Linked DNA regions of Mus musculus: region 1 is linked to region 2. A link is a loop called in an ENCODE intact Hi-C map of the cell type or tissue named here. Cell type or tissue: heart. All regions are shown on one strand. Each heading gives the region's core, and the rest is flanking DNA. Links, peaks and the distances in the headings are about the cores only.

The links. Peaks named below come from ENCODE experiments on the same cell type or tissue, not always from the same donor. Only the 100,000 strongest peaks of a DNase experiment are listed, where the experiment ranks them.
Region 1: a loop joins it to region 2, with 3 times the contacts of the local background. A loop is called at or near these places in 3 of 42 quality-filtered maps.

What each region holds. Positions count from the first base shown.
Region 1 is chr14:27,091,111-27,101,645 of GRCm38, reverse strand. Il17rd (interleukin 17 receptor D) reads right to left here. Exons shown (of 13, transcript NM_134437.3): 6 at 9,813-9,857; 7 at 9,566-9,717; 8 at 8,184-8,249; 9 at 7,414-7,468; 10 at 6,760-6,870; 11 at 5,559-5,743; 12 at 1,221-2,163; 13 at 1-369. The coding sequence ends at 260. Among named protein-coding and RNA genes, the nearest start is that of Il17rd, 57 kb to the right of the region's middle. In heart, for the core only: a CTCF peak has its summit at 4,650 (motif pointing right); a DNase peak (open chromatin) is centred at 4,665; H3K27ac peaks cover 541 bases.
Region 2 is chr14:26,481,733-26,492,267 of GRCm38, reverse strand. Slmap (sarcolemma associated protein) reads left to right here. Exons shown (of 23, transcript NM_001310445.1): 2 at 9,302-9,449. Among named protein-coding and RNA genes, the nearest start is that of Gm24031, 11 kb to the left of the region's middle. In heart, for the core only: a CTCF peak has its summit at 5,662 (motif pointing left); no DNase peak of the experiment used is centred there.

The sequences.
Region 1 (10,535 bases), core at 1,527-9,526, 610 kb before region 2:
GATCAGTCTGAGATGGACAGCTGCAGTCAGATCTAATGGACATGCCTTTCAGGGTTCCATATGCTTTTGGGAAACTGGAGACTTTGCTAAGTATCCCTTAGAAGGCTGGAGCAGAACAGATCGAGTGCTAGCCAGAATTTCATTCCAGATATCCCCGTGTGCGCCTTCAGCTCCAAGTAGGCTGCACAACCACAGAGGTGAACTGGGGAGCCAGAGAGATCAGCAGCTAAAGTGGCGATGCTTAGACTCTTCCGAGTCCTTACAAAGGAGCAAGCGCTTGCAGTTCGTCAGTGTGGCTGTGGCAACCATGTTCTCTGGACACCCCAGAGGCAAGGAGCTTGGAAGGGAGGGTAGGGGGGTCCTCCTCACCTAAGGAGAGAAGAAAGGACAGAGCCACAATCAGTACACTTTACTGACCCAGACCCCCAGTGCCACCACATGGCTGGGATTCGCTCTTGTGTGTTGCACAAATGAGGCAGGCATCGGAACCAGCTCAGAGTAATACTCTCAACCTCTTACCAGAGGAAGAGAGATCCCTCCGTTAGAGCCAAAGTTTTACATGTGTGACTCCAAGAACTTATAGGTGTGGTGGATTCCTGAGGCTCTCTGGGGAAGAGCCCTCCTTCCCGGAGCACTGTGTGAAGCTAGCACTGAGAAGAATACAGTGTTCATGAACATACGGTTTAATAGACATCTGGGCTTCAAAGGCGGTGGAAAGATAAAAGGCAGCAAACACTTCAGCTCCCAGAAGGGCACAATCCCACAGACCCTTATCCAACACATGCATTTAGTATTCCAATCTTTTCAGAGTTAGGAGACTGCCAACCCTACTGACAACTGGAGCTTAACCCTCGAGACCCCATGGTGGGAGGGGCTCTACTCCCAAAAGGTATCCTTCTATCTGCATGTGCCTGCACGTGCCACACCCAGCCCCTATTCCCATGTGTGTACACACACAGAAAATAAACATTAATTTTTTAAAAGGCGATTCCACACCCAACAGCATATATAACGCTGGTGGAAGGGTTTGAGCGGCTCGCCATAATTACCAGAACAACCATTTCTGCAGTTCACTATTCCTGTTACTGGAATTCATATTACATCTGTCTATTTGTCTCAAAAAACAAGCAAACAAACCCACAACTACAACAACACAATAGATGATAGATAGAAGAGCAGACAGACAGATTAAATAAGGGTCCAGTCCTAAGACATCTTACCTAGGCCAGAGGAGGAAGATACACTCTCGGTCAGAGAAGATGTTTCTATCTGATCCGGAGAGAGTCCCTCCATCAGAGGCAGAGAGAGCTCTGATGAGGGTACAGAAGAATCATATATGCCTGAGTCCCGTGGCATCTCTGAGGGACTGCCAGCTTTCACTGCGTGTAACAGGGGCTGCAAGGCAGGGGCACTATCACAGGAGGGCTGGGCCTCAGTGTCTTGGTCCAGGCCTACATGCTGACTCTCCAGGTATGAATAAGAGTCGGCTGGCCCAGCGGCCCCAAGTACACAAGCCTCGACTTTCCGACAGAAGTCACTCTCTGGCCCTGGTTTGCTTATGACATCATTTAAAACCAAGCCTGAGTCAAATTTCTCCAGGACTGGCTCCTGGTAACGCACAGGGGGATGTTGGAAGGGTATAAACTGCTTCTCAAACCAGTCAGGCTCCTCATCAATAAACTGGTGCATGTTGCAAATGGCAACATACAGGGAGCGGCCCGATTTGCTCCGGAAGTAGTTCCTTCTGCTGCTGTGGCCTGGGTGCTGACCCAGCACCTCCTGCTCTCCTGAGTGCAGATGGGCACAGAGCTCAGGAAGGTGGTCCATGAGCTTGTACTTGGTGCTCAGGTCCAGGCTGCAGGGTACATCCCCTTCACAGGAATAATCGAAGTAGACGGCGATGAACTTGCGCAGTGCGGCAGATGAGCTCTGCTTGGCCTGACGGAGCTTCTCAGCAATGGCTGCCACGGCCACCAGGAAGAACTCGCCTTGCGCCTCGCCGCGGCTGCCTCCTTTGTGTCTGAAGTTCTTCTTATCTACAAAGTACTTCATGCCTTTGGAGCACACGACAATGATGAACTGGGACTCGTGGATCTTCTGAATGGCCCATTCTCTCTGCCCCTCTCTGCAGAGGCTGAAATCTTCCCACAAGTCCAGAGCCACCTGGAAAGAGCACAGGTCACTTCAGTATTCATTTACGCCAGCACTCTATGGTCAACAACTGCATCCACACACCAGACTTCCTGAAATTGCTTGTCACCCATGGCATCATTTTGATAACACAGGGGGCCATTAGCACTGTGGCCCTACAAGTGAGGAGACAGAAGCCAGGATTTTCAGCAGCTTGTCTAAGACACCTTGAAGATGTCTGATGGTATGATGGGAAGGAACTGTGATTGGTCCATGTGATAAGTGAGACTGCCGGATACAAGGAGCAGAAAGATCCTGGATACAAGTCTAAGTGGCTGAGGAGAGAAAGTGGATCGTGACCCCATAGTGCACTGGGATATGGAGCTTAGGCCTGGCCAGAGCCATCTACAGTGACGGGTGACTCACATGCAGAACGTGACTGAGAAAGAGGACCTCTTTGGCTGTGTTCAGAGACCCAGGGTTAGCCCGCTGTTCTGCTGCTATAGTATAGCTTTCCTGGTTAACCCTGTCTGGGCTGCACCTCTCTCTTGGTTCCATGAGATCTACAATGTCATAACTCTACAAGGCCTGTGAACCAAGGGGTTTGGGGATAAGAGGGTTGGAAAGAATAGTGGGATCCCTGATACAGCAAAGAAATCCAAGTATGTCTGATGCCCTCAAAGGATTTTTACCCTTTCAAACTGCTTTCATCTGATACTGTAAGTAGTAACTGTACGAGTACTGCTTCTCCTGCAGGATACTGTAAGTAGCATTCCGTGGCAGCTGTATTGGTACCATTTCTCCTGTAGTTAAAAAAATAACCCCTAAGAGCTAAACACAGATTATACAGCGGAGAGCTACTCTGGAAGGATTAAATTCTTCTTTTCTAAAAAAGTACCCAAGAGAAGAAAGCTCCAATGCTTATCTATCTGCTGAAAAGAATACTGACTCGGGGCTGGTGAGATGGCTCATGGGTTAAGAGAGCCAACTGCTCTTCCAAAGGTCCTGAGTTCAAATCCCAGCAACCACATGATGGCTCACAACCATCTGTAATGAAATCTGATGCCATCTTCTGGAGTGTCTGAAGACAGCTACAGTGTACTTACATATAATAAATAAATAAATAAATATTTTCTTTAAAAAAAAAAAAGGAATACTGACTGACTCATCTCATACTTTAATGCATCCTAACATTATTGTTGGGGATTGGTTCTAATGCTTTGATTTAATGGGAAATCTATGTGTCCAAATGCTAAAGGTCCTTGTCTCCAATTGTTTTTTAATAGATCAATAAAGATGCCAGCGGCCAATGGCTGGGTAAAGGGAAATGGAGTGGGACCCTCAGATTTGTGTGGGCTAGGGTGAGGGCGAGGGAGAAAGAGGAGAATCGCCAGGATTCAGAGGGAGATGGATCAGACTTAGAGCTGCAGAAGGAAAATCATCTGGAATGTAGGTGAGAAGGAATGCGGCCCACAGAAGGGCTGCCCAGAAGCACCCTGGGCAGCAAATACTAGGGGGCCACCCAGAAAGAAAAGGGCAGCAAAAATAGATCATAGATTTAAAGGACATTGACTCAGGAGTACTGGAGGGAAATCTATGATAATCAGGCAGAGGACTAGAACTGCCTAGCCTTTGAGCTAGCAAAGTTAACTAGTGTGTGTGTGTGTATGTGTGTGTGTGTGTGTGTGTGTGTATCTTTCATTCTTGGATCAAAGAGTTCCTGGAAGCATGCGACCCACCGGGGGGCACAGAGCAGTGTAGGTAAAAACTCCACACTATCCATTCATTATGTACATTCAAGCTAACTGGTAGCTTAAAATATGTGGCCCCTAGGATTCTATACCACACAAAAATAGTGTGTCTACTAATCTTTTGACCTGTGTAGTTTGTTAAATCATATGTGGAATGTTTTACAAATCTGTAAAAACAAAACAAAACAAACAAACAAAAAAATCCCCTGTACTAGCTGATTTCATCTTAATAAATAAAACATAAGCACTTTTAAGAATATTCCAATCTGGGCTGGTGAGATGGCTCAGTGGGTAAGAGCACCCGACTGCTCTTCCGAAGGTTCAGAGTTCAAATCCCAGCAACCACATGGTAGCTCACAACCATCTGTAACAAAATCTGACTCCCTCTTCTGGATTGTCTGAAGACAGCTACAGTGTACTTACATATAATAAATAAATGAATCTTTAAAAAAAAAAGAATATTCCAATCTTTGACTGAGCAATTCCATTGTGAGGCGTTTATCCTTGAGAAATCATCAGAAATGATAAACAGAGACGCTTTACAAGCTGGGCTAACGCAGCTACAGCAAGTCACTATTATAGATGATGTAGCTATTTAAAGCAAAAACTATGTGCAGTCTAAAAGAACAGGGCAGGGATCTACCACCTCTGCCTGTGCTGTCCGGACAGCTGCAGTCTGCAGGGGTTTGCAGCAGCCATTCAGCTGCTGAACTCAACGCTTTCCCAGCAGGAGGCAATCCCACCAGCCTTTAAATACAGCTTATTAACACCAGAGGGCAGTCTCACCCAAGGAATGGGCCAAATGGACTAAAAAACATCACATGATAACTTGCAATTGTGGCAAACAGGGCATGCCTTCACAACAGCTTAAGAGCCCGCTGTAAAGACTAAGTGTCATTGTTTATGGAAAAGCTACATAATAGCTAACTCAAGAAGACCTAAGAAAGCTGGGCACAGGGGCCCACTCCTTTAATCCCAGCACTTAGGAGGCAGAGGCAGTGGATCTCTATGAGGCCAGCCTGGTCTACAAATTGAATTCTAGGATATCCAGAGCTACAGAGTAAGGAAAAAAAGAAGGAGGAGGAGGAAGAAGAAGAGTAGGAAGAGAGGAAGGAGGAGGAAGAGGAGGAAAGGGGGAAGCTGAGAAAGCAGCGTAGACATCCAAACATTCTGTAAACTCTGGCGCTCTCTCCTACTTCCTGGTTCTCTCTAGCTAAGGCCTTCTCACTGGTTTCTATGACTTCCTACCAATCGACCTCAGACCTCTGTTACACACTCCTCCCAGTGCCCAAGATCTCTTCCAGGGGCAGTCCTAGCCTCTATTCCCAATCCCAGCCAACCTCCCTCAGGGAACTGCCTAGACTCCTAAAAGCTGTCTTCATTGTGTCCTCTCCCTGACGTCCCACTGAGACAGTCTCACACTCTGGTCACGTGTTCCATGACAGGGCACTCACAGAACATCCTATCGCGTGGGAGGCGCTCAAAGCTTTCAAGTATAAGTGTGTCATGCGAAGCCTTTGCTGCTGGTAAGAGACAAGACAAATTCAAGACAGACTCTGGTTTGGAAAGTAAGATTCTAGGTAAGTAGGTTCCCAGGACAGCAATGGAGAGATGACACGGAAGAGAAAGACGGCGTACACATCCTGCCCAGGGTAAGAGAACAAACAGATTCCGTACCTCACAGCCACAGAAATCTTGCAGGAAATAGGCGAAACACTGGACCACGTTCATGTGATTCTGGCCATCTTTATTGGAGTAGCAGAGGAAGACCTTGGGCTGAGGCCGGAGCCTGTCTCTGGGGAGAGCCGCAGCGTATGTGGACGACTCCGGGCTTTCTTCATCTAAATGTGAATATATATTTTCTAAATTGGGAAAGAACATAAGGTTGACACCTATAAACAAAGCTTTGTCTTTTCCGTATGACCCAGGGCTCAGTGTCTCACGGCTGAAATCCTAGCACTTGGGACAGGGGACACAGAAAGGTCAGAAGGTCACGGTCATCAGCAACTACTTGGCAAGATGGAGGCCAGCCTGAGCTACGTGAGATCCAAGTCTCAAAAGTAAATTTACCAAAAGGAGCAGCTGACATCTCCACCTGGGAGTCTCGGGTCTGTGACTCCAGCCTCAAGCTGCATGCACGGTTTCTGTAGTACTGTACCAGAAAGTGAAAACACTGTATTAACCTGAAACTGCCCCTGGACATGCCAAGAAACAAACGCAGCATCCGCCCCTATGGCCGCCAGTGAAGTGAAGGGCCCAGAGCTGGCTCTGGCAGCCAGATAAGCTGAGGGAGGGAGAAAAACTTTTTAAAGTATAATTTACAAAGGTAAAGAAAACCAAACCAACAACAAAAATGGCTTTTCACCTATTTATCTATCTATCTATTTATTATTTCTGGACAAAGGGTCTCACTGTATTACTCAGACTAGCCTCCAGTTCCTGAATTGGATCCTCCTGCCTCAGCCTCCCACCAACTGGGATAGCAAGCTCAGCCGAAAGCACACAAATCTTAAGTTAACATCTTCATTACTTTTATCCTTGGAGTCATCTGGGTAACTCCATCCAGATCTACAGTTTTCTAGGTGAAAGACAGAACTTCTCAATGATGGCCACTCGCCAAACGACTGTTCTCATTTTTCAGACTCCCTGAGTTTGAAAACTGGATTATACCTGGACATTGCCAGGTCCTAGAGATTAACAGCCAAACATTTAAATTCTGGGAACTTCAGTAGGCAAGGAACTAGCAAGGAGGTGTGAGGGGGTCCCAGGCCCCTCCTGAGGAAAGCAGGACTCCCCAGGCCCTGTCTTTGTCGGTACCCACCCTTGGCCTGCTGCAAACTAGAGGATGGAGAACAGTGGGCACAGCATAGACAGATACCTTGTTGCTTCTTTCTGCACATCACAGTGAACAGGGTTGCGAACGCAGATATGACAACCAGAGGCACAGTGATGGCCACAGCTCTGATGGGTCCAGCCCAGGGAGACTGCACTGGGAGATTTCAAAGAGAAAGTCTTTTAACTCAAGCAGCAGAATAGGTTCAGAAAAGGGGGGGAAGCCCCCCTCATTTTTTTAAAACAAAAGCTGACTAACAGGTCCCAGGGTCCCCAACTACCTTACTCTATCTCTGCTGCCTAGATTATAAAAGGATTCAACAATTCCTTTGTAAAGTGTTGTCGAAAATAATCTAATAGCTCTGAATATGCTAATCGCTCTGAATATGCTAACCACTCCAAATATGCTAATAGCTCCAAATATGCTAATAGCTCCAAATATGCTACAAACCCTGTGAAGGAAAGGCCCCTCCCCCTACTTGTCTTGTAAGGATAATTGCCTAGTATCCGTGGCAGATGCAATGCCAGCTTTGACCTTCCAGGCATCAACAACATAAAAGGAAGCGTCCTTGATGAACAATTGTTTAAGGGAGAAGAGGTGAGCGACTGGTGTTTTGTAAACCATGAATTAAGGAGCACAGAAAATTCTACAAGCCTGCTCTCAAGAATGTGCCATCAAATCCAAGCCAAAGAGCTTTACCTGACTTCACCACATACTGAGCAGCTTTCCTGGTGGTGTTGCTGTCATCCACCAGCTATAAAACAGAGAGAGCTGTGTTACTGTTTGGTAAGTGCTAGCACATCTCTACATTGTATCTGTCTATACATTTTATCTAAGAGGGAAGTAAAACAATACATTTTATCTACTACTGGTGATTTCATTTATCTTTCCCTCCCCAGGCAGCTGGTGTGGGATCCAGTAAGGGAGGATAATGGTGATAGCTTAACAATGTAAATCAACTTTTTTTTAAAAAAAAAAGAAGGGGGGAGGGGTCGGGGCTGGAGAGATAGCTCATCAGTTAGGAACACTGGCTGTTCTTCCAGAGGTCCTGAGTTCAATTCCCAGCAACCACATGGTGGCTCACAACCATCTGTAATGGGATCTGATATGCTCTTCTGGTGTGTCTGAAGACAGCTATGCATAGTCACATACATAAATAAATTCTTTTAAAAAACAATGGGGCTGAGGAGATGGCTTCGTGGATTATTGTGGAAGCTTGAAGACCTGAGTTCAAATTCCCAGGGTCTGAATAAAAGCAAAGACCATAGTGTAAACATCTGTAATCCCAGGAGGTAGAGGCAAGACATGTTAGCCTTTCAAACTTATCCTTAGTTCTATAGAAGTTTGGATTTGAGACTAGCCTGGACTACACTGGACTCAGTCTTGAAACCAATAAACAAAACACTCAGAACTCCATGTGAGCTGCTTTCTGTGGAAGTAACAAGAGGGCAGTCTATAGTTGCACATACCTCAATGATATAGTCCCCTGGAGAAACGTTTTGGAGGAGGCAGCTGGTTGTCTCTGTATTCTGGTCCTACAAAAAGCAAAGAGCAACTCAAATGCCCACGTAGTAGAAGAGGTGGCGGCCTCTTCATCCCAAAGCTGAAGGAGACCTGCCACTGGTTTAAGCTCACTTCCGGATGTGATGGGATCAGAGGACAGCAGTGTTCACCTGTCACACGTTCCTTGGCCTTCACTGAATAAAAAGGCTCAGGACTCTTGCCATAGCTTGTGCCTAGTTGGGAGTGCCTCATCTTTGTCACTTGAAAATAAATTAACTAGAATACCCTTTGCTGAATAGAACGGTGAGAGGAGGGGTGCAGAGGGCTCAGTGATTAAGAGTTGGGAAGCAAACTTTTTGTCTATCTATCCATCCATCCACCCACCCACCCACCCACCTACCTAAGAAAGAGCAGGGCCTGTCATGGTGGCACACACCTTTAATCCTACCACTCAGGAAGCAGAGGTAAGCCTGAGTTCAAGGACAGCCTGACTTCATCATGGGTCCTGTACTGCCTTGTGAGTCTCAAGCCAATCAAGGCTACCTAGTAGTGAGACACCCATCTTACAAGAAATACATGTGGAACTTTCATGTAGAACTTTGGCAGACCATAGTTACACAATAAAAATCAATGCAAATCCGTTTCAAGCAAGGAGAGAAGAGCTGGGGCTCGTCTGCACTCATCTGTCATATCTAACTTGAGCAGATGCTCCCAGAAGTGCAGCGGTAAAGCTGCAGGACCACAGAAGAACTAGGCTACGACTGGACCCAGCACACACAGGACAGGTAGAGAGTGCACAGCGTCAAGCATCCACAAAGCCTTTCCCATTGTTCTGGCCATACTCTGTTCATGATGCTCATTTTCAGGTTTCTATTTAACCCTGGTCTTTTGTTTATTAAAAAATGCATGCATGCATCCATCCATCCATCACATACATACAAACAAAATTAAAAATCCAGGGCCATTGATTTGCTAGTGACTTGGCTAGAGGTTTTTTTTCTCCTTCCTAGTTACGTGACCTCCCCGAGCCCTAGGTTCTCCACCTCTAAAGGAGGAATGGAAGCAAGCTCTTTGATGAGCAGTCAGGATCTGAAGAGCAGAAAGTTCAGGGATTTCCTGACACACAGCACCTGCAGATGCTTAAAATATGAGACAGATTGCTTTTGATCCTCTAGCGCTGTACCACCCCCTAGAGCGGCTAAGGTGGAGATGACGGGGACAAGGGACAGTGGTGAGTGAGTCAGCTGGAGACAGACCCAGTGGCATTCTTAAACAACCGCGACCGCACTTACTCCCACCATCCAGTAGCACTTTGAAACACATGTGTTCTTTACACACAGTCACTCACCTGCCTGCAAGTCCTCCGCCTGAAGGGGCCTTCGTGCTTGAGCTTATAGAGAACATGGAAGCCACGGAAGCCGAAGTTCTGCGGGGCATGGTCGAAGGACACGTGCATGTCAGAACCATGCTGGCTGATATTCAGGTTTCGAGGCTTCCAGACTGTGAGGAGAAGGGCCCAGAGTAAGCACCCAAAGGCTGCCCCAACACCATTATGGGGTTAACACTTTTGAGACTTGACAGACAGCTATACTTACAAGGCTTACAGGCCAAGTTGTCAGGTTGTAACAACAGGTCACAGGCTATAATGTTTTACCAAAAAAAAAAAAAAAAAAAAAAAAAAAAAAAGAGTATTTTTAGTTTTAGGACAGTTTTTTTTTTCCTTCTATAACAAATGAACAAAATATATACTGGGTCTGATGTTCTGGTAAAGACACAAATTACATCATTTCAACCATAATTTTCACTATAATTATATTGTGGCTAACAACCATTTAAAAGATACAATATACAAATATTAATGTGATGCACTTCACAGCATCTAAGTGGAAGCTCTATAAAGTCACGAAGGCTTTTAAAGCTTGTCCACTACTGCACAGTTTCAACACTCAGAAGGCAAAGAACTATTCCTGTTTCCGTCACTCAGTGTGCACCATTGTGGGATGTCTATGAGCAGGAGGGCTCTCCTGTGGGTCTGATAACCACTGAGACATTGTTTCAAGCTTCAAGGCATTCTAATTTCAACTCTTCTTGGTGGGCCCTGTGAATGGCATACAGACAGTTCCTAAGGAGTCTGTCATCACTGAAAATTGTATTTCAGAGCCAAGGCCTTTGAAACGATATTCCATCCCAGGAACACTAAGAGACAGGCCAAGCAGTAACTGTGCTACACTGCTAAGCCACAGTCTCCTGGAAGGGTTCATATAATGTCAAGAAAACTGAGGTGGTATCAAAGCCACGGTGCACCGACATGGTGTATG
Region 2 (10,535 bases), core at 1,528-9,527:
GTTAGTTTTCTCTTTTATCAGTTTGGTTAGGGGGATTATTAGTCTTACATAAGTAAGTAAATGTGTATGAGTGTGTGAGATGCATGTGTGTGAGAGATGCATGTGTGTGTGTGAGAGAGATGCATGTGTATATATGTATGTGTGTGTGATGCATACGTGTGTGTGTGTGTGTGAGAGAGAGATGCATGTGTGTGTGCATTGCCTTCCTTTATCACGCATCCCATTTATTTATTATTGTATGTGTGCATGATGTATGAATGTTTGGCTATGCCATAGCATATGTCCAGAAGTCAGTTCAATGTTGGCTCTCTTCCTGTATCTTTCTCTACTTTTATTTAGTTTTATTTCTTTAATTTTCTTTTTTAAACGTGAGGATTAGAGAGATGGCTCACCAATTTAGAGCACTTGTTGCTTTTTCAGAGGATCAGGTTCACAACTGTCATAACTCCAGTTTCAGGGGATCTGATATCTTCTTTTGACTTATTGGGCACTAAATACCCATGTGATGTACACATAAAAATCTAAAAATGATTTTTAAATTGCACTTTATTCTCTCTCTCTCTCTCTCAGTGTGTGTGTATGTGTGTGTGTGGGTGTGTGTGTGTGTGTGTGTGTGTATGTGTGTTTGTGTAGATAGAAGCTGTGAGATACATATGGAGGCCAGAGGACAGTTTGTTGGAGTTGGTTCCTACCATGTAGGCCTGGGAATAGACCTTCAGGATTGGTGGCAAGCACCTATATATTCACTAAGTTATCCTCACTCAACTTTTGTTCTTTAAGATGGGGTCTTTCACTGAACCAGGAGCTCACTGGTTAACTAGTCTGCCTGGCTGGTGCCTTCCCTGCTGGCTCTATGTGGACTTGCTCAGGCTCCAAACTGTGGTCTGCCAGTGCTGCCTTCACCATTTCACCTTTGGTTCGTTGTATACCAGTGGCCTCTGCTGGTCACAGTTAACATTACAGTCTGTGGGTTGTCAAGAGTTCTAGTTTAGATCCCCAGTCAGTTTATGCTTCAGGAATGGGTTGTGCCCCCAGTGCACTGGAAGTCTGGGGAGGGAGCAAGAGCAGCACTTGAGGACTTGTTACTGTGCTTTGACAGTCTGCTAAAGAGCTTCGTGGGTATAGCTGCTCTGATAGTTCTAGGAGATACATTCTCACAGTTAACTGAAGGTTCGCCTGGTTTTTATAGTCGTTACACCCTCTCTTCTACTATGATCACTGAGCCTTGAGTGGAAGAATTGTATTATAGATGTATCAGTTGGATCTGGGCACCACATGATCTCTTGTTCTCTGTACTTGAGGTTTTCTGGAATGGTCTCTGTCTGTTACAAAGAGAATTTTTTTTGATGAGGTTCATAAACTACACTTATGGTTATAAGGATAAATATTTAGAGTTTTGTTGGGGATTAGGCTGATTTAGTGAAGTGGTAATTGTAGGTTCTCTCCCAAGATCCACTTGACTATCCCTGCCTTGGTAGTTAGCTAGGTTTCTAGTATCTGCCAGGGTTTCCTTCTTGTCGAGCAGGTCGGCATTTCTTTCTTTCTTTATTTAAACAATTTTAAAAAGATTTATTTATTTATTTAATGCTTATGAATACACTGTTGCTGTCTTCAGACACACCAGAAGAGGGCAAAAGATCCCATTACAGATGGTTGTGAGCCATCATGTGGTTGCTGGGAATTGAACTCAGGACCTCTAGAAGAGCAGTCAGTGCTCTTAACCACTGAGCCATCTCTCCAGCCTCATTGAGCAGTTCTTAAGTGCATTTAGAGAGCTGTTGGATACCACCAAGTGGTATACTTCTCTTGCAGCAACTTTTAGGGTTATCATGCCATGCTGACCATTGTTCTGGTACATAGGTCTCATAGTGGCTGCCCAAACAAAACCTGAACAACAATGATACCACTAGACATGCTAACATGGAAGGGGAGAGCTCAAGGAACCTCAACTATAGACAAGAAACTATAGGCAACTAAGGAGTACTAAAAGCAGGAGAAATAATCTTCCTTAAAGAAGAGATGCAGTTTGGTGATCCAGTACCCAAGTGGTCACCTCTGAAATCATATACATACAAGTAATATTATATGGATAGAACATGTTGTATTTATATGCTAATTAATACACACATACCACCACCACTGCCACCAATTAAAGAAAAAAGCCATAAATTAGAAAGCAAGGGGGAAGGAGGTAGGGGAAGGGTGAAATGATGTAAATATATTACCAATTAAAACATAAAAATTATTATGAAAAATAAAAACAAATCTTAAAAGAACCCATCTGTTAAATAGTGTTGGGTGTAGTGGCTGTGCTTTTGATTCCAGCATTTGGGAAGCACAGGCAGTTGGACCTAAGTGAACTTGAGGCCAGCTAAAGCTATCTGGTGAGGTCGTCTCAACAGTACAATAATTAAATCTCTTAAAGCTCAGTGACTCCCAGTGCACTGGGGGCACAACCCCTTCCTGAAGCATAAACTGCCTGGGGATCTAAGATCTAAACTAGAACTCTCGACAGCCCCCAGACTGTAATGTTAACTGTGACCAGGTTCTGTTTGAGGAAGCCTGTGGATGTACAGTGGCCCACTGTAGTTGCAGAGTGTTTAATGTCTGCTTCTTACAGTTTTTCCACACCCGATTCTTTGTCACTTGAGAAATTTGTATGTGACTATGGGTATGTAAGCATCTAGAATCAATATGTAAATCAAACATTTACTTGGAATAAATAATAAAAATAATTTAAAATAAGTCTGTGATATATATAATATAGATATATATAATTTTGATATTTATTGGTTGAAAGCAGAATTATATAATAGCACAGCTATGGTTGTTTATTTTTATGTATTATGTCTGAACATTTGATAACACTTACAAAATCTTCAAGATTTTTTTACAGAATGGTTCGGTATTTTGATTTTATAATCATGAATAGAATACCACTTATAAATATATAGGACAAAATGGCAGAAATATGTTTGAGGTTATTTCATAAATCATTCAGAAAGTTTTGTCCTACTCCCAAGGCAAAATAACATATTTTTGTGAATTTGAAATCAGAAGTACAAACAAAGGCTTTTAAAATCAAACTTTTTAACCTAATATACTCCAGAGATATCCAAATTTGATGCTTCCATGTTAAGAAATAGCAGTAGTAAAATACTTAAAGGTCTTTGTTTTCTGTAATTAAACAATTGTGTTTCTATGAGGGCGAGCTATTTGGGTTTTTGTTTGTTTTTGTTTTTTTCAAGACAGGGTTTCTCTGTATAGCCCTGGCTGTCCTGGAACTCACTCTGTAGACCAGGCTGGCCTCGAACTCAGAAATCCACCTGCCTCTGCCTCCCAAAGTGCTGGGATTAAAGGCGTGCGCCACCACTGCCCAGCTGAGGGCGAGCTATTTGTATGTGAAGCTCCTACACTGGTCCTGAGCACAAGCCAAGTGTTCCCAGCAGGGTATAATCGCTTTGCATGTTGTGATGGCATGTCAGCACAAAGAACCAGGACTGCCATGAAGTCATGTGCTGTGGGAGCACGTGCTGCCAGAAATACTCCAGATTCATTCATAGTTGTTTTTCAAAGTTAATTTTTGGTTGTTGCACTTTCAGAAAGCCTTAACTGTTGCCATGGGGATCACAACTCACAGTTTAAGAACTTGTGCTCTATAGCAATGAGCCTCTTGGCAGGTGGGTGGTTCCAGAAGTTGAGTCCCTGGCTCCAGGCAGCGATTGGAGGCATGGAAGATGATTAAGGTCAGCCCCTAACCATCTGTGACGGATCACTTCACCCTGTCTGATCACTGCCTGAGCGGAGCCTCCTGTTGCCTGAAGGCCCAGCCTGCACTCTGACACTGCTGTTTGTCTTACCCTGGGGCTGTGAGGTTGACTTCAACCCTGCTCTTTATGCTTGGTACTTCTCAGGCCATCCAGGGTAACTCAGCTTTAGAGAATGGATTCTCTCAAGGTGGCACAGGCCAAGCAGCCCCGGAGAGACACAGCCAGGGACACAATTGGGCAGCTCTGAAGTGCCCCAAACCCTGGACCTGGGGCTGTGAGGGCTGTAGGCTTGTTCTTTGGGAGGATCACTGTCTTCTGCCTCACCAGGGCTGTCTGCCGCACCCTTGAGGCCCGTGTGCACCCCCACCCCCACTGGCACACCCCTTGTTCTTTGTGTCTCCACATCTCAGTTTCTCAGCTCCTTTCAGCTGTCTCTCTTTACTATTTCCCATTGCTCTTTCCTTCATTGTGATAGTGTTTGCTTTTATTATACTGGCTCTCTTCGGACACCAAGTCGCACACAAATGGCTTTAATCTGCAGTTTTACCCTGACGTTAGGTTGCTGTTCTGTGTCTGAAGGTTCGTTGTTGAGTTTTTGTGTTAGGAAGCTGCCTGCTGATTCCACCCTCCTCTGAGTGTTTACAAGCAGAGGTGCTGTGCTCCTTCAAATGCCTTTTCTGCGTAGATTGAGACGGCTGTGAGGTTCTCCCTTTCTATTAGTGCATAACGTTGGCTGACTTATGTCTTCTGAGGTGGCATGTAGCATTGATTACTTTTCTTACGTGGCACTGCTTGTGATAGGCAAATCACACTTTTTAAACAGTAAAAGTTAGTTACTTTTCTAACTTAGGTGAGTTCTGCATTAGTCCTTCATGTCACTTTCGGAGAGGTTAAAATACACAGTAATCTGTGATTACGGTCTGATCTGCTCCCTCCGGAGTCAGGTACCAAGCAAGGTTCCATTCTGGGAATGCATACTGGTGCTGTCCAGATTTCTGCTGTTCTGGAGGGTAGGCAGACCAAGGGTGAGTGATACCATTCGTTTTCTTACTGATTTTCAGAACCCCTTTCCTTTCCTTTCCCTTTCCCTTTCCCTTTCCCTTTCCCTTTCCCTTTCCCTTTCCCTTTCCCTTTCCCTTTCCCTTTCCCTTTCCCTTTCCCTTTCCCTTTCCCTTCCCCTTCCCCTTTCCCTTTCCCTTACCCTCCCCCTTCCCCTTCCGCTTCCCCTTCCGCTTCCGCTTCCCCTTCCCCTTCCCCTTCCCCTTCCCCTTCCCCTTCCCCTTTCCTTCCTCTAATAAAATCTAGGTTCTGCATGAAAGGGAACATGGAGTATTTTTCTTCCCATTATTTCCTCTTCTCTGTTTAGACCTCTCTCTCTCCCTCACCCCCCCCCCCCCCCCACACACACACACAAGTATAAAGGCCTAGAGTTCCTGTTGGGGAGAAAACATGCAGTGGCTGGCACCAGCTCACTTATATTACTTTGTTCTTGAATGAATGTTTGTGCACTGCTCTAAGTGTTTGCATATTTCCTTGAGTTCTAGCAAGGCTGGCTCTGGAGGTGTTATTGATTTCTTTCCTTTTTTTAAAGTGTCTCTGTGTGGACGGACGCTGAGAGGAGCCACTACCCTGGTGCCCTGGCGGTCTGCCTTTGATAATTTCTCTGCGGTTTTATAACAATTGCTTCCATATTGCTTTTCATTTCTCTTTAGGCACTGTTTATTGTACTTAATGACACCAACTTTTCTTGTAGAACCCTTTCTATTTATTTTTTTACCTCCTCCGACCTTTTCTGAGGTCTCCCCACCCCTGTGCTCGCTATCTTGTGTCTTCAGTTATTTTTCCTTAAGTTCCTTAGTTTGTTTCCAAGTTCACAGAGCGCCCTCTTGTGTTGTTTTTTGTGAAACGTTCTAAAACTACATGAGTTTATTTTTCCTTCTCCACTTTTTATGGATCTTTTCTTTTGCCATCCCTGTTGGCACTTCTGACTCCATTTCCAGCTGCTTTCTTTCCATTATGAGAAGCTGTGTCTTGGAAGGCAGCTTTGGTTGGCTGGTTTGTTTTAAGAATTTCCATAGGGAGACCTTGTTTACCATAGTGGTAGAGCCTAATTTTTCACTGAGAAAGGCTCTGGGTTCAACTAGGAACCAAGTATATATGGTTATTGGATTGAGCTAGATGTTTCTATTTTCAACTTCTCTTGCTGTCCTCCAAACTGTCCCCTGGTAGCCATTTTGTGATTCTCAGGTCTGGTCACCCTGTATATGGTCATGCAGTGGTTTTCTCTGTTTTTGTTTTGAGGCTCATGTGGATATCTCACTATCTACTTGTCCTATAAATGCTGTCTGTGGGGGTCTGGATTTTGGCTTTTTGTCTTAGTCACTCTGTTCAGTTTTATGTGACAGTTGAGATAGATTTAAAATGTGTGTGTGTGTGTGTGTGCACACATGCGTGCGTGCATTACCTGCAGTCCATACAGAACTCATTTTGTAACCACACTTAGAAAACTCCCCCATATAGTGCTAAGGCTGTCGCTGTTTGTGGAGTGCTTGCCAAGCTTGTCTCCGCACTACTTTACTAAGCACTTGGGAGTGATGCGTGTCAGAAGTTCAAGCTCACCCTCTGCTTGGAGCAAGTCTGCGGCCAACCTGGGGCATGTGCGAGCTTGTCTTGAGGACTAAATGAACCAACATCTTCAATATGGAGTTAGAATTTGTTGTTATCTGTTATATATGTGATCTCTCTCTCTCTCTCTCTCTCTCTCTCTCTCTCTCTCTCCTTCCCTCCTTCTCTCCCCCCTCCTTCTCCCCCCGCCCAACCATGCTTTTGTTTTGTTGGGAGCATCAGCTCTTTCTGATTATTTGGATATTTGCAAAGCCTTTCAACATTGAAAAATTTTCAGAGCATCAGTCTGTTGTTACAGATACCGCTTTAAGGAGTCAGTCTGTGCATATGTACATATGCAGAGCTAGGAGTGGGCACTAGTGTGCCATGGGGAGACATGAGAGAGGAAACAGTCACACAGGACTGCTGCTCTAGGCTACAGCAGAAACTGCCTTATATTTCTAAGGTATTTGGAAGCCATTAGACTAGAAACAAACAAAAAAATGAGCAAGTAATATAAATAACATGGACCAGCTAAGTGGAGACCAAAGATAGCATGGTCGATTTTAAAAAGAACATGCATTAATACTGATTTATTATTTTTTATTTAAAAGGCTGCTATTTTTAATTATATGTAGAATGTACAAATAAGCTGTTGGTCCATAATCTATGTTATAGACTTTTATTTGCTTTTCAACAAAGTTTTAAAAAATAAATAGTACTGAACCTTGTTCCATGAACTTTTATTTTTTTCTTTTACTTTGCATATTAAAACAAGAACAACAACAGGGCTGGAGCAATGGTTCAGAGCATCTTTGCCAGGGACTCGGAACTGATTCTCAACACTCATGTGGTAGTTCACAGGCATCCGAAGTTCCAGGGATTGCACACCCTCTCTGGCCTCTGGGCATCCAGCATGCACATGGTGCAGGAATAGACACGCTGGCAAAACACCCAACCATATGTAAATAAAACTAATGTAGAGTATTAAAAAGATAGGAATTTAATCCTGTGAATTCACTTAGCTGGTGAGCAGGTCATTATTAGAAGTTTGAAGTGACTGTAAGTTTGTACTAGCTATGTATGTCATTTCCAGGCATAAATACTAAAAAGTTAAACCAGAATCCATTTGTTGTTACATTTCCTAATGATATATTAAAAGTATTCCCCTCCATTTCTTTATACAATAAGTTCTAATGCTAAAAGAGGTTTTGTGAATAACTGTTCTTTCCTGATAGGGCTGCCTGTTCTTGTCTTTCTGGTGTTAAGGGATGTAAATTTTGGATAGATTTGTAAAATATCAACAGAATTTAATGACCTGTAATTAAATGTATGAATTGCTAGACAAAGTCAGCAGTTGTTTTGTGTTGAAATTTTAAACAATAAATCATTTACAGATAGTATAGTAGCCTTTAAATTGTTACCTGGGAATAAATGAAATGAACTGTCATTTTTAGCAAATTATTGATGTGATTAATTTTGAAGAGTGCTTGAGAGATGAATGAAGGATAATGAAACATGAAAGTTATATTCTTCTGATCTTACTGAGTCCTTGTCTGTGTGTGTTACCTCTGTGGTCTTTGGAAAGATAATTTAACTTGTTTAACCATCACATTTCTTATTTATATATGAATCTATTAGTCTGTATTGGAGATGTTTTCATTTTACTCTTGCGGTTAGGTTTCATTATATTACTTAGGCTGGCATGGCACTATCACGCTGGTATTGTTCAGACTGGTATCAAATTCAGACTCTTGAGTGCTGGGTTACAGATATGGTCTACTATTTCAGAATTAAAATTCACCTTTTAAAGTGTTTAGCTTAGTAGCTTTTAGTGCATACATGGTATTGTACAACCATATTTTTTCACTATTTCTAAAAGAAACTATCAATCAGTCACTCTGCTACCTTAGTTCCCTGTAATCATTGATGTACTTGTGTTTTTATGTATTTACACATTTGGTATGTTTGGGGAAAATGACCTAATACAATGTATGCTCTTTGGAGACTTGTGGTGATCTCTGCAGCTGGTTCTCCCTTGCCACCTTCTGTACTGTCCTGCTGGACATTGAATCCAGGACCTTGTGTGTGCCTACAAGCACTCTGTCCTGAGCTGCCACCAGTCCTCATTTCTCTATTCCCTTTTCTTCTGAGACAGGCTCTTCTTCTTCTGTCCTTGATCTCATAATCCTCCTGCCTCAGCCCCCTGAATGCTGGCATGTGCTGTCACTCTTGTCCCTAGCTATCTTCTTTGCATTGAGTTCTCATGCAATGTAGGCTCATCATGTGACGGTGTCCATGTGTCAGTACTTGATTCTTTTTTTTTTTTTTTTTTTTTTTTTTTTGGTTTTTTGAGACAGGGTTTCTCTGTGTAGCCCTGGCTGTCCTGGAGCTCACTTTGTAGACCAGGCTGGCCTTGAACTCAGAAATCCGACTGCCTCTGCCTCCCAAGTGCTGGGATTAATTAAAGGTGTGTGCCACCACCGCCCGGCTCAGTACTTAATTCTTTTGTGCTGTCATATACGAGATACGCTGCATTTGTAGTGGAGCCAGTTGATAGACGTTTCCATTGTTTCTGTTTTTTATTTTTTATGAACAATGCTATTATGACTGTTTTGTGAAGACGTGTTTTCTACTATTCTGGATAAATACAAGGAATTTTGGAACTGTTGGGTTGTAGTCTAACTATGTTTAACACTTTGAAGACATGGTAACACAATCTGCTTGGCTCTACCATATGTTCAGTTCTCTTTTAAGGTATCTTGTTTTAAGGTTTTGTTTATATATATTGAATACTAACTGAAATGAGTGGTTTCAGTTGATAGGGGAAACGTCTACGTGAAGTAGTTTGCAAAGTGACAGACAGTCCTTCTTTAAAAGTTTTGAGACGATTACCTCTAACCATTTGCTTTTCATTTTCCTTTCAGTTCTATCTCCAAGACACTAAAAGTAGTAATGGTACCTTTATAAATAGCCAGAGATTGAGTCGAGGCTCTGAAGAAAGTCCGCCATGCGAAATTCTTTCTGGTGACATCATCCAGTTTGGGGTGGATGTGACGGAGAATACCCGGAAAGGTATGAGTATGATTGGTCCTTCCTGTCGCTTATCTGCATAGGATTTAGCGTTCTTTGTAGTGCTATAAAACATTACTCTCTTGAAAACGCTACTTAAGGACACATGAAGCAAAAAATTTAAAGTTTTACTCACTTCCGTTTTGCTTTTTTAAAATTTATAAATTATAAAATATTAGTAGTGAATATTCTTTGTCATGTTATAAAATTATAGGGAGCTATAGTGTCAGGAAGCGCTTGGCTGCAGTGCCATCCCACCCAGTTAAGATGAACTTACAGCGTGGGGTGGTGTTTATTATCAGTAGCAAGACTTAGTGAGATTTAGTAAGCAGGCTGGGCACAGTTTGGTTGGTTGACTTAATGATATAATGGAACTCAGTCATGCGAGCAGAAGGGAAATTATCTAGAGGGCTATAGGATGGGTAATGGGCAGATATGCTCTAAGTGAAGCAATTGATATACTTGTGCTCACACACATGTATATGTATAAAAGAGATAGAGTAAAACTTATTATTTTGTATCCTAACTAAAAAAATAAAAATAATGCAATGATTGTCAAATGTGTTATCCTAAAAATAAGTAATTCTAGCTTTAAGGTCCTCACTGTCCATTTTTTTTTTTTTCTGTCTTTAACATGCTGTTAAGGTGTTAGCATGCTCTTGCTCACAGTCAGGGTGATGACTGCAAACCCAGGTGCCATACCAGCACTCATACCAGTACTCCATGAAAACAGTGTGGGGTACAATGCTCTCCTATGCTCCTTTTCTGTGTGGAAAGTGACCCAAGCTTTTATTTCTCCATGTGTTACCAGCCTCATGAATAGATCATACACATGGCTATATGCAGTACCAAAGATATCCAATAAATGACCAAAGAGAACAAGGAGATTTGTGCTTGATATAGATCAATTATGATTTATCTCCTTAGGCTAAATGCAAGTATAAGGTTTCTTGTGCTACAGTCCCTGAGACTGGAAATTCTCTAGCTAAATAATCAATTGCTCTTTAAAATTATTTGTTTTATAATTCTGAAGTTTCTTGGCTATTTCACTGTTTGCTCTCTGATTGTGAACTCTTATGACTGACTCAA